Regions from separate parts of the Homo sapiens genome. Here region 2 is linked to region 1. A link is a contact called in ENCODE Hi-C data. All regions are on one chromosome and are shown on one strand. Each heading gives the region's core, a stretch centred on a gene start or an enhancer-like site at or near the end of the contact. The rest is flanking DNA. Distances are from core to core; before and after follow the strand shown.

Region 1 (6,502 bases), core at 1,354-3,853:
TTTGGGGGGAAATTAGTTTATTAAATGCATATCTAAACTTTATATAGCTAGTAATTAACAGAGGTGGGAATGAGAATTCTGGCTTTGCTTTTTCTGTTTGATCTCTTACCTATATTCAGTAACTGTATCACGAGAAAAAAATATAGTCAAGTTAATCCTGGTGCCAAAGATTCATGGTGCTGTACAATTTCATGTTTATAGTTTCACTGCCAAGTTGCCATTTTTATTGCCTAATTAAGGAGCTCACACCTGCCATTTAATGCTGGGGAAATCAGATTTCCTTGGCAGAGATGGATGATGACAGCACTGACTACCTGGCCCATCCCAGTGTCACCACCCTCACCCCATTTTCTCTCCATATCTAATATTGTTGAGTTCTATACTGAGTAGTTGAGTAAAGAGTTACTTATTAAAGTGCTGTTTGCAGAAACAGACACTGAGTGGCAATGCCTCCAAGCCTGGTATCTGCAGGAACCACCCAATTATAAATGGACCTTTGGGGACCAATTAGTTTGTTGGGCATTGGACGGTACACAGGCCTAGTGAGTTGATATTCTTTCCAAAGATGAATACATTTCTCTCCATTATGGTGGTCAGAAAATTGTTTAAAGTAGCTTGCCAAAACTTACTATCCGTGTGAGTTTCATGAGTGGAGAGGTACAAGAAGAGTAAAACTGCCAGCCCTAGAATACACAAGCAACACCAGGTGATATCCATTGTTAGAGGCACCATAGGGACACTCTGCAGAAAGGCACCTCTAAGTCTCAGCCTCCTGCAAATGTAGGCATCTGAGAGAGTCAAGGTGAAGGAGGGGTTAGCATCTGGAGGAAGTAGGGCAATGCAGCATCTTCTTCCCTGTGCTTATGTCTGCCACGTCACTACATTTTTGGCTGATAGACAAGCACATTGATTCCTGCCATAGTCTACTTCCTGTGCCTGCACCTTCAGTGACAAAACAAGTGATGTATGTTTATTATCTAACAAGGGCAGGAATAAGGGGGAAGTGGGGATTCGGAACAAATTGCCCACTGGTGGAAAAACAATCTCAATGAAGAAAAGACCCAATTGGGTGATCTCAGTATTGGAAAGACAACAATGGGCTTTGGGGAGATGATGAGATGATGCTTCACTTAATAAATGTTTGTGTAGTCAGAGAGTGTGTGTGTTTGTGTGTGTGTGCATGGGAGAGAGAGAGAGAAAAGGAGAAAGAAAGAGAAGAGAAAAACTGGGAGACTATGAAGATATGGAAGAAAGAAAAAAAAGGAAAAATAATGAATATTTTTGAAGCTAGACCAACTTGGATTTGAATCCTAGGTGAATGACCAATGAATTTGGAAAAATTACTTAACCTTTTTGAATCTTGATTTCTTCATATCAAAGTAGGGGCCCACACATTCCAGTTTCATGGGGTCATTGAAGGATTGAATAAGATACTTTATATAAAACTTAACACTCATTTGGCAGATTGTAGATTCTCAGACACATTGGCTTGTAAGGGATGAGCCCCTGAAGACACTGCATAATTCAAAACTTGCATAATTCAAGGCAGTTTTCCCCACAGGAATAATGTAAAGTAAAATATCTTGTATTTGATGTTTTGTGCATGGACTAAGACTTTGTTAGTATTTTTATATTGCTTTGCTTTAAATTCACATAATCTAAGTTCACATAAATGGAACTTCATTGCAGTGAGCACTCCTGTATATCATGGGGACTGATATATGCTGTTACAAAAAGAAAACAGAACAAAATCACCACCACCACTATCATCAACAAAAAGCTTACACCACCACCATTCTATGAGTTATCTCCATTATAAGGATAAGGAAGCTGAGTTCACTCATTAACTTTACCAAGATCACACAGCAAAAGAATAGTTGAGCTGCGATTTGCATTAAATCTGGCTTGACTCCAAATTCTGTGCTTTTCTGCCTCACTGACCCCTGTGGGAACCTCCCTCTCTGGCGATGAGTCAGAAGAATTACTCACAGACTGTGCTTACACCAGATGACAACATCTGATGTGGAAAAGAGGTGAGAAGGTACATGCAGTGGGACTGGCAAGCAAGAAACAACAGTAGCACTGTCACACCTGCAGCCATGGACATACTGTGAAGATAAGTGTTCATAGATGGCAGATAACCGCAATCTTCATTTGTTTTCTCAGTCAGCAATTAGTGCCTCGACTACTTGTATACTATTTGTGCATTTACTCCCTACCCTAACCCAGGTTCAAAATTCATACTTACAAGCAAGGAAATAAAAGAGGGAAGTTTAATAACTGTTATTTGGAAAGGCCTTGGAATGGTGGGTAAGGTTTATAGTGATGGGTAGAGGAATATGGAAGAGCTGACAGGTCTCCACTCCCTGGACTGAGCTTGTTGGTTTATGATTTCCAAGTTGCCTATGCCTCCTATAGTGGGATGAGGAGCCAAATCAGGAAGGAAGCAGTGGCCAAACCTTTCACCCCTGACCATTTCTCAAACTCAGAACCTTACCAGAGTGAGTGGGTGTACCTGTGTTAAGTGACTATGTGCAGATGCGTCATCATCTCATAACAATTATGGATGATGTACTCCTGAGATGAACAGTGGGTAAGATATGTAGGGAATGGGTGATTCTGGAGTACAAAATAGAGGCAGTCTTAGAAGCCCAGTTCAAGTTGCAGTGATGGAGAAATCATTTCCTCAGAATACCTAGAATCTTGTGATAACTCCAGGATACAAAGAGGCCCCTTCTGGTGCTGAACTTCTCCACCAATGCACCTGAACCCTCTGAGCACTGTGATGCTACATCCTGGGGATGAGAACAGGGATTCCTTTAGTGGAGGGCCATAGAGTATTTAATATATGAGAGTATAGTGTGAAATATGAATTTCAATTGAATGGTAGAGTCAGTGGTAGCCGAGAAGCTTTCCGACCCAGACTCTGGCTTGTGGACTGATTTAGTGTCAGCTCTGTACTTTAATGTGAGCTCACAGTGGAGGCTGCAGATCATCAAGGATGTCTCGATAGGAGCCAACTTGCCAGACACCTTCCCTTCTTGGCATGGCACTCTGGGCGCTCAAGCCTAGTGTGTTCTAACCTAAAGCTCTTGAAGTTAATCAGCTACCTACTGTTTCATACTATTCAAAGTGAAACTGAAATGGAAAAATTCCAGGCATCCACCACGCTCCAGGTTCCATGTGGGGAGGAGAAAACAAGAAAAGGAGCTACAGGTCAGTCAAAGGTTTGTAATTAATGTGGTTCAAAAGCTTCTGGCTGGGCTGTTGATCTCACTTTTTGTTAGTTATAAATTACCAAAGATTATGTCTCTACTGTATCCACTTCCTATAGTTGAGCAGCATTTTGATACAAGTCAGCTCCATTCCTTTCTCTTTAACAAAAAAACCAGAAGCACAAATCACCCATTAATAGTTAAATACCTATTTGCAATAGATACTAGCCTACAGGAGTCTGTAATGATTAAAAAGAAATCCTACTGCCTCTTGAGTAAAATGACATAAGTAGATGTGTAAGCTCTTTGAAGAAATAAAAGGCCATGCCATCAGATAGCATTATTATTTTTCAATATGGAAGTGTACAGAATGCTTAAAAGATAAAGTGTAAGTGTGAAAATATTTTGGTTGGGCTCATTGAGTGCCTCAGTTTCTAACATATCAGTTGCATACATCTGCTTCAGAAAGTTTAGATCAATCTCAGCCCCTTGGCGGAAATCAATCCAGTATGACTATCTAAAGTAAGAGAAAGCAGCAAGGCTGTGTTAGAGAGAGCCATGAGAAGATGCCAAAAATGTGGACCTCAGCTTTGCCACTGGCTCACATTGCAAATTTGGGCACATTATCTCACGATTTGGGGTCTCACACTCCCACTTGGGATATAAAAGGATCGGGCTGATAATTTTCAAGGGTTCTGCTATTCTAAGATTCTGTGACTCAAGGGAAATAAAAAGTGATGAGAGAGGAAACCACATCAATAGCAGTATGGGTTCCCAATGTCAAGGTGATCAGAGCTGTGAGTCCCAGTAACAGCCTTCAGGCCCTCTACTCTGCATTCTTAGCACTTTCAGTATCATCTGATAATGTCTATTCATTGAATGCCTCTATGTGCCAGGCAAGACTTGCCTAAAATAGTGAATTCCTTGCTTAGAAGCAAATAGTACTAATTCAGGAAAAACAATTGCATGTGCAATACTATGTGCATAGCAGATACACTGAGTTTACTTGCAGATTCAATGGACAATTCTCACATAAACCCTCAGCAACTCACCCCAAGCTCTGCTTTTCTGCCTAAGAGATTTCTCTGGTACCTTGGAAACTTTCTTGACATGCATGCAAGGAAGCCTAGAACACTACCAGGGGCAGTCCTCAACCATGGAAGGATGGGGGTTGGTGGATAAAGACCCTGGATTTCCTGGTACTTGTTGGGGCAATCTGAAGAGAATTCTACACAGTTTTTGGAGGATCCCTAGCATAATTGAACACTAGTTGTCCCTCATGGTAACCAACTCAATAATACACTTGTTTGCCTTTTCTCTTTTCACTATTTACATTCCACATTCTCTCTTGTCTTTCTTGTCACCATCTTTCAAATAAACTGCATCCAAATGCTTGTCACAGGGTCTGCAGTTTACTGAAACAAATGACTCAAACCCCAAATTAGATCAGGAGAGCCTATCACAAAAATGATGCCTGCCACATCATTGCCATTTAGAACCAGGATAGCAAAGAAACACATCCTGAAAATTTTTTTCTTACTAGCAAATATCCTATGCCTGGCTGGCTTGCCCATCACCAGTAAGAATGGAGTGTTGACATGAATCAAAAAACATTCTTCAAGCAGTAAGTACCAAATCAATTTAGGACCTATATTGCCCATATGATTTAACACCTATCACTTCCCTTTTTGCTCTGCACAGCTAGTTTTAAATTTATAAAATTAGAATAATGGAGCTGAAACAGAAACTAGTATTTCCTGTCTAATACTGTGCGAGAATCATTCAGCATATGCCAACTCTCCTGGGGTCAGATAATGAGAGCACCTTATTTGCAGAAATGTTATATAAATAATCTGTCCCACCCTGAGCTCCTTAGGAGGACAGAGTCACAGTTACATTTTGAGCCTATAAGGATGTGGATATTACGAAAGTACAAATTACTCCTGTTGACAGGACATCAGTTAGTTAAAGGTTTTAACAGTGATATGGTTTGGCTGTGTCCCCACCCAAATCTTATCTTAAATTTCCATGTGTTATGGGAGGGACCTGGTGGGAGGTAATTGAATCATGGGGGCAGGTCTTTCCCGTGCTGTTGTCATGATAGTGAATAAGTCTCGCGAGATCTGGTGGTTTTAAAAATGAGAGTTTCTCTGCACAAGCTCTCTTTTGCCTGCTGCCGTCCACATAAGATGTGACTTGCTTCTCCTTGCCTTCCACCATGATTGTGAGGCCTCCCCAGCCACGTGGGACTATAAGTCCATTAAACCTCTTTCTTTTCTAAATTGCCCAGTCTTAGATATGTCTTTATCAGCAGTGTGAAAACAAACTAATACAGTAAACTGGTACAATAGAGTGGGGTATTGCTGAAAAGATAGCCAAAAATATGGAAGTGACTTTGCAACTGGGTAACAGGCAGAGGTTGGAACAGTTTGGAGGGCTCAGAAGACAGGAAAATATAGGAAAGTTTGGAACTTCCTAGAGACTTGTTGAATGGCTTTGACAAAAATGCCGATAGTGATATGAACAATAAGGTCCAGGCTGAGGTGATCTCAGGTGGAGATAAGAAACTTGTTGGGAACCAGAGCAAAGGTGACTCTTATTATGTTTTAGCAAAGAGACTGGAGGCATTTTGCCCCTGGCCTAGAGATTTGTGGAACTTTGAACTTGAGAGAGATGATTTAGGGTATCTTGTAGAAGAAATTTCTAAGCAGCAAAGCATTCAAGAGGTGACTTCGGTGTGGTTAAAGGCATTCAGTTTCAAAAGGGAAACAGCATAAAAGTTTGGAAAATTTGCAGCCTGACAATGCAATAGAAAAGTAAATCCCATTTTCTGAGGAGAAATTCAAGCTGTCTGCAGAAATCTGCATAAGTCGAGGGGCCAAATATTAATCACCAAGACAATGAAGAAAATGTCTCCAGGGCATGTTGGAGACCTTTGCAGCAGCCCCTCCCATCACAGGCCCAGAGGCCTAGGAGGAAAATGTGGTTTCATGGGTTGGGCCTGGGGTCCCTGTGCTGTTTGCAGCATGCAGCCTTGGGACTTGGTGACCTGCATCCCAGCCATTCCAGCTGTGGCTGAAAGGGGCCAACATAGAGCTCAGGCTGTGGCTTCAGAGGGTGCAAGCCTCAAGCCTTGGCAGCTTCCACGTGGTGTTGAACCTGTGAGTGTACAAAAGTCAAGAACTGAGGTTTGGGAACCTAGATTTCAGAAGAGGTATAGAAACACCTGGATGCCCAAGCAGAAGTTTGCTGTAGGGTTGATGTTCTCATGGAGAACCTCTGCTAGG
Region 2 (6,502 bases), core at 1,984-4,483, 490 kb before region 1:
GCCTCCCCATTACCCCGGCATTGTCGATGCACTCATCCATTCATTAATTCATTTTGCAATAGTTATCAGACACCAATTAGGAACAAAATGTTGCTCTACCACCATGGCTGATTCACAAGTAAGATTTAGCCCTAATAAACCAGAGTTAGAGCTTCATGCAATTTGTCTTCTGACCAACCAGTCTATGTTACTTGCAGTTTTACAAGCTGGCTTTGACAAAAGGAAACATTCTCTGTCTATTGATTACAACTTTTAAAAATGTGCTTAAGTAGCTCACAGGCAGGTATTTAAACAAAAACATGATAGCTCCTTGGGACTCATTGAAGCTGGCTTAGTTGCTTTATTCTAAAAAAAAAAATCCAAAAGCCCTTTGTTTTATTGTGACCTCAATTATAGCACTTCCTCAAAGGATAGTACCTAAGAAAAGCCACTACATATTATGGTAAAACCCTTATGTGATACTTAACCCTAAAAACTTTAATAATATCTCACTAATATTCCCACTCCTGAAAAAAGTAGATTTCATTAAGAATTCAGGAATAAGACCACTTTTCTTATATCTTTGCTTTTTAAAATTGGAATTTCTAGATAGTGATCTAGTTGGAAACAGCAACATTTGAAAAAATAAGTTTATTCAGTTCCTTCTGAAAGTATTGATTATATTTTTCACTGAAGTTGCTTCGAAACATTCTTAAAGGTCTGGATTAGGTATTTATGGAAACCTCTTACTCTTTAAGTTATGGAGTTTACATTAAAAAACTGTAACTGATCCTCAACCAAGTGTCAGACAAGAATATCTGAAGAACATTAAAAATTATTTTGAATTTATTTCCTTTCATGTGTCATCTTCTTTAGCCCCAGTTTACTTTCAGCTACCAACGCTTTTATAAGAAGATTCATTCAAAATATAGGCATCAGATATTCACTAATACTAAATATTTTCCATTCTCCTAAACTAAGGCCAGGTTAATATCTCCCATGTCTTTTTTTTAGTCTATTCAATGCCGTATTTTTTGGTGATTTTGCTGTTTGAAATGGCTCCCAAGTATAGTGCTGAAGTGCTGTCTACTGTTCCTGAGTGCAAAAATGCTGTAATACGTTTTATGGAGAGAATAGGTGTGTTAGATAAGATTCATTCAGGCACGAGTGATAGTGCTTCTGGCCATGAGTCAAGGTAGTTAATCAACAATATGTATTAAACAAAGTGTCTTTAAACAGAAATTCACGAAACAAGGTAATATATTAATCAGTTGATGAAAATGTAACCAGATGCTACAGAAACCCAATCCGGTATTTCCCTTAGGAGCAATGGTTCTGTATTTGCTCATTCAGTGTTCATGGTGACTTTATAGAACATTAACTACTGTAAGTAGTGAGAATTGACTGTACTCTAAATGCCTAGTACTTAGTTGGGGCTAAACATATACTTATTCATTTGTCATTTTTCTGTACACATAAGGATAAAATGATAAAATTTTCTTTGAGGGATGAAGGGACGGCTGCTTCCCCACCCTCCTCTTAGAGTGTTTCCTTGTAAACATAATAGGGCCAATGAGTGGGCCAACCTTTTTACTTTACAATGAAAGGTTTGAGGCCTTCTGTTCCTTGGTAACATAAACATATACCTCCAAAATTAACTGTCTCATGAAGTGTACAGGAAACTATTGCAAGGTAAATCAATTTATCTCTCAAGGAGATAAGACAAGATTGAATTATTCTTTCTTCTGCCTCACTGTAGAAACTTGGATCAAATTCTGTCAAGATGCTGTAGGTACTTTTGAGCTACCTTACATGCAAGTAAATCTGGTAGGGCTTACTCTAAAAAATTGTGTTCCCTGTCTCTTCTATATTGGTACAGAAGGGTCTTTTGTTGGTAGGACTATTTTATTTTATTTTATTTTATTTTATTTTATTTTATTTTATTTTATTTTATTTTATTTTATTTTTTGGGACAGAGTCTCGCTCTGTTGCCCAGGCTGGAGTGCAGTGGCACAATCTAGGCTCACTGCAAGCTCCACCTCCCGGGTTCACGCCATTCTCCTGCCTCAGCCTCCCGAGTAACTGGGACTACAGGCGCCCACCACCACGCCCGGCTAATTTTTGTGTTTTTAGTAGAGAGACGGGGTTTCACATTGTTAGCCAGGATGGTCTCGATCTCCTGACCTCGTGATCCGTCCGCCTTAGCCTCCCAAAGTGCTGGGATTACAGGCGTGAGCCACCGCGCCCGGCCTATTTTATTTCTTAAATGTATGTTTGAGTTTTATTCTGGGGAGGCTGTTATTCCTTAATTTCTTGGGATTGTTTGTATCTGTCAATGACTGAATGGCTTTTTTGGCTTTGCTATTATGCCGTTCAAATTATACTAATGCACCTGTTAAGTTAAAGTGGTTATGCTTGTGGGCTCTCAGTAAATCAATTTTGCTGCTGAATAGTGAAGCAGTTCAGGGTTTCCATATTTCTGTGTCTATTTGGAAACCAGAAAAATGGATGTCTGGATATTTTGCAAAGTGTCTGATGATCCTATTTGTTGATTGAGAATGTTGCAGGCATGGGAAGAAAGGTTGCTTAGACTCTAAATTGTATGGCATGATTCTCAGTTACTGGCTCCAGCCATGAGCCAGATGCCTGATTTTTCTAGGAGATATGTAAATTCAATAATTTAAGATAGAAACTAATTCAGGACTCCATTGATTCATCTTGACTGTTTTGAAGAACTCATTTCACTAAAGGATGATGCCGGTGATGCTTGCTTTTACTCATCAACCTGTCCCCTCCTCCCCTATGTACTTCTTTCCCTGGAGACGTTCTGAGTGGTGTCTGAGTCAGTGATTCAGGACACTGCTGCCTACAGGGCAGGGTTTCCTAACCATCCTTTGTTGTGATGGGAGCTGTCCTGTGCACTGTAGGATGTTTAGCAACATCCCTGGCTTCAACCCGTTAAATGCCAGTAGCATGCCCCCTTCCAGTTGTGACAACCGAAAATCCCCAGACATTGCCAAATGTCCCCTGGTCCCTACTGAGAAGCACTCTTTAGGGAGAGAAGGTGTATCTGTGCTAAGTTGAGGTTTCCAGTGTTTCCTGTCTCTAAGATTGAAAGTAAATGAGCCTTAAGGGCAGCAACAGAAGCTCATAAGTACCTGCCACTGAGGAAGCCCCCTTGGTTGTCCTAAGAGGAAATGTGACTACCACATGACAAAGGTTCTTCTTAGAAGTTTGTTGGGCTGTTCACAACTTGCCGGCATGTAGGGAACAGCACCTGTTGTGTATCTCGGTTTTCTTGTCTACACAGGGAATAAAACGCTGCCCCTTAAACAAGTTTTATTTTGTTTTGCTTTTAGTTTCTTTTCTGCCTCATAGAGGACAACAAGCCTAGCAGCTTCTGGAAGATGAAGAACAATGTAAGCATCTGAATTTCATCCCTTCTCAGTTCTCTAGAGCTCTTAACCTTAATAGTTGGGAGCTTCCCTTTTTCAATAGTTCCTTTCTTAGGACCTTTGTCCAATCAAGTTAATTGGCTTACCACGGAAAGGCAGAAGAGCATGGTGACTAAGATAATAGACCCAGTTTAAAGCCTGGCTCTGCCACTCACTTTGTGTGACTTTGATTGGCTGTTTAATTTCTGGGTGGCTTAGGTTTCTTCTTTTAAAAATGCTGATAATAATATTACCATTCTTACATGATTGTTGAGAATTTTGAATGAGTTAATATCCTCATAGCACTTGGCATAGTGATGCAAGGAAAAATTTGTACTTCAGTGGTAACCCACATGCCTTTATCAATTTTGATTCTGTGGGAGTTCAGTTACGACTCTCACTTGTAGATAACTGACAGCAATGCAAAAGGATTCTTGTCTATAGACATGAAAATGTCCAATCATTCGTGTTGCAGTCATTGAATCCCTTTTATTTCACTGTTTCTCTCAGTAGAGGCCATGGGGAGCTGACATCTTTGGCTATTGTTCCTTTCAGTGTCTATGTAATAAATTGCCTGAATCTAAAAAGGATTCATGTTTCTTTACTGGTCAAATATGCCAGGCCTTGGCCTTACCTTGTGCTTGACAACCAGAATTTGAAATTAGGTTTCCCTGACTTTCCAAAGTCTATCTGTTTGTCACTGTATCTCTTTACACTCCTGGGTATTTTTTTCTTAATAGCCTGCCATCTTTTAACTATCCTTTTTTTGCAGTAAGATTTATGATTGAGTGTTAGTGTCCATCTGAAACAGAATGCACAAACATCTGTGGCCTCCATCCCAGCCTGTATTCCTTATCTACTGCTGCATAACACCTTACCCCAAAACTTAGCAGCTTGAAATAACACATGGTTTATGCGATCATGAATTTAGGCATAGCTTAGGTATATGGGTCCTCTGGTTTGGGGACTCTTACAACCCTGTAATTAAGGTGCCAATCAAGGCTATGATTTTTTCTTACCTGAAGCTCAAGTAGAAAAGGATCTGCATCCAAGCTCACTCACGTGGTTGTCATCAGGATTCAGTTCTTCAAGGGCGGCTGGACTGAGGCATCAGTTCCCTGTTGGCTGTTGGCCTGAGGCTTCCCTCGGTTCCTTAAACTGGGCTTTTCCAACATGGCAAGTTACTTTATCAAAGTGTGCAAGCTAAGTAGGCAATAAAGAAAGCCTGCTGAGGTGACATCTCATCCTTTTCCATATTCTAGTCACTGTTTTCTGCCCACTCTTTATTTTTTATTTTATTTATTATTTTCATTTTATTTATTTATTTATTTATTTATTTATTTATTTATTTATTTTGAGATGGAGTCTCGCTCTTGTCTCCCAGGCTGGAGTGCAGTGGCACGATCTCAGCTCACTGCAAACTCTGCTTCCTGGGTTCAAGCGATTCTCCTGCCTCAGCCTCCCAAGTAGCTGGGATTACAGGTGCACACCATCATGCCCGGCGAATTTTTATATTTTTAGTATAGATGGGGTTTCGCCATGTTGGCCAGTCTGGTCTCAAACTGCTGACCTCAGGTGATCTGCCCGCCTCGGCCTCCCAAAGCACTGGGATTACAGGCGTGAGCCTCTTATCAGGAAGGAAGTATACAGGGGTGTGAACACCAGAAAGTGGGAATCACCAGTGACCATCTTAGAAGTCTGCCTATCACACAACCAACTGTGAACCAAATCTGTGGGCTCCAGCGAGGCACAATCTGAACCAAATCTCAAGGGGCATACAATAGAACCATAACCCAAAATTCCCCAGGTCTTACAAGCAGGGGTAGAAATGAGGTAACATTATTATTAATGCCCAAATATAGCTGGATCATAGTCCCTATCTGCTGACACCAGACCTCCAGCCTTTCCCTCAAAGTCAACTTTGGTTATTTCTGAGAGTCCACAAGGAGTATCTCACACCGTCTCATGAATGAGCCCTCCTCAGTCTTTGGTTGCAACTTTGAAGAAATGCAACCAGGCACTGACATTATCACTGGTGCTGTCAGAAGTATTCCCAAAGATGGGAAAGGAAACCCTCAAGATGCTATATAGGACTTGTTTCCTTCAGACATCATTGCACTTCTGAAGCCATCTTCTACAAAATGAACAAACACGTGACAGAATGCTCCCGCCCTGCTCTAAGTCACAACTTGGATACCCAGATAGTACTGCTTATGTCCCAATGTTCCTGCTGTGTAAAGCCCCCTCTATTTGATTCAGATCCCCTTGCTCAAATCAGGTTGAGGAATGGATATCATATCATCTTCTTTACCTTTTCATCCCTCCCGTCTCCACTCCCAGGTGCTCAAAACTCCCTCACCACTTTCCATCCATGTTAATAACTAGAGTCAGTCTTTAGGAAAAAGCCCTGATTTGGATCACTTGCCAGTTTTCAAGGTATCAATGTTTCCAGCATGCATGATTACAAACTACAAATGTGATATCACTGAACATGGGGTTGGGAGATGTGCACAATCAGTTCTATGCAAATTGGTACAAGCTAGTTCCAGCCTATCTCCGAAGGGCCAGTGGCCCAGGAGACACAGCCACATCCTGGACTAGCTGGAACTTCACTACATGCTCTGTATTGGAATTTTGCTCCTATGTGGTAGGGCGTAGAATTAAATCACTTTACTGGTACTCCAGTCGTGACTATGGCTTTTGTACATTCCTTTCATGGAAATTGCTTTTACTGCAAAATGGCCTGAATCTCATTATCCTCAGAGAAAAGTCTGAGGTGTTCAGAAAGCTCCCAAAGTTACAGTCCCTTTAAGATTTGTACCCTAAAACTTAAAGTATAATAAAAAAAAGATTAACTTCCTGTTTCCCCAAATACTCATGAACTCAAGGCTACTTCCCAGACTTCATTGTTCCTCTTGGTTTTTTATATTTCTACTCTATATTCTTCCATGTTGGCTGAGACTGAAACACTGAGTTTCTACCAAGTTTCTTCCTTCTTGGTTTTGACTAGGACTTTATCTTATTGATAAGGGACATTACTACCCCATGTAAGTCGATCCAGTATCTTTTTTTGAGGGGCGGCTTGCCCC

The links. Hi-C counts contacts between places; a loop is a spot of excess contacts on that map. Pooled maps may share reads with other maps.
Region 2: a loop to region 1 is called in a map with no recorded cell type, with 11 times the contacts of the local background. The contact joins two enhancer-like sites. A Hi-C loop is called at or near these places in 23 of 37 single-sample maps with no recorded cell type and 5 of 50 pooled maps.

Annotation. Positions count from the first base shown.
Region 1 is chrX:14,669,457-14,675,958 of GRCh38, reverse strand. All of the region lies in intron 7 of GLRA2 (glycine receptor alpha 2), which reads right to left. Among named protein-coding and RNA genes, the nearest start is that of GLRA2, 140 kb to the right of the region's middle. RefSeq lists enhancers at 1,838-2,132, 1,576-2,775. Within about 2 kb of position 2,603, at least 2 of the 41 ENCODE cell types and tissues checked have a DNase peak (open chromatin) inside an H3K27ac peak, as active enhancers do.
Region 2 is chrX:15,155,607-15,162,108 of GRCh38, reverse strand. No RefSeq gene overlaps it. Among named protein-coding and RNA genes, the nearest start is that of ASB9, 110 kb to the left of the region's middle. Within about 2 kb of position 3,233, at least 4 of the 41 ENCODE cell types and tissues checked have a DNase peak (open chromatin) inside an H3K27ac peak, as active enhancers do.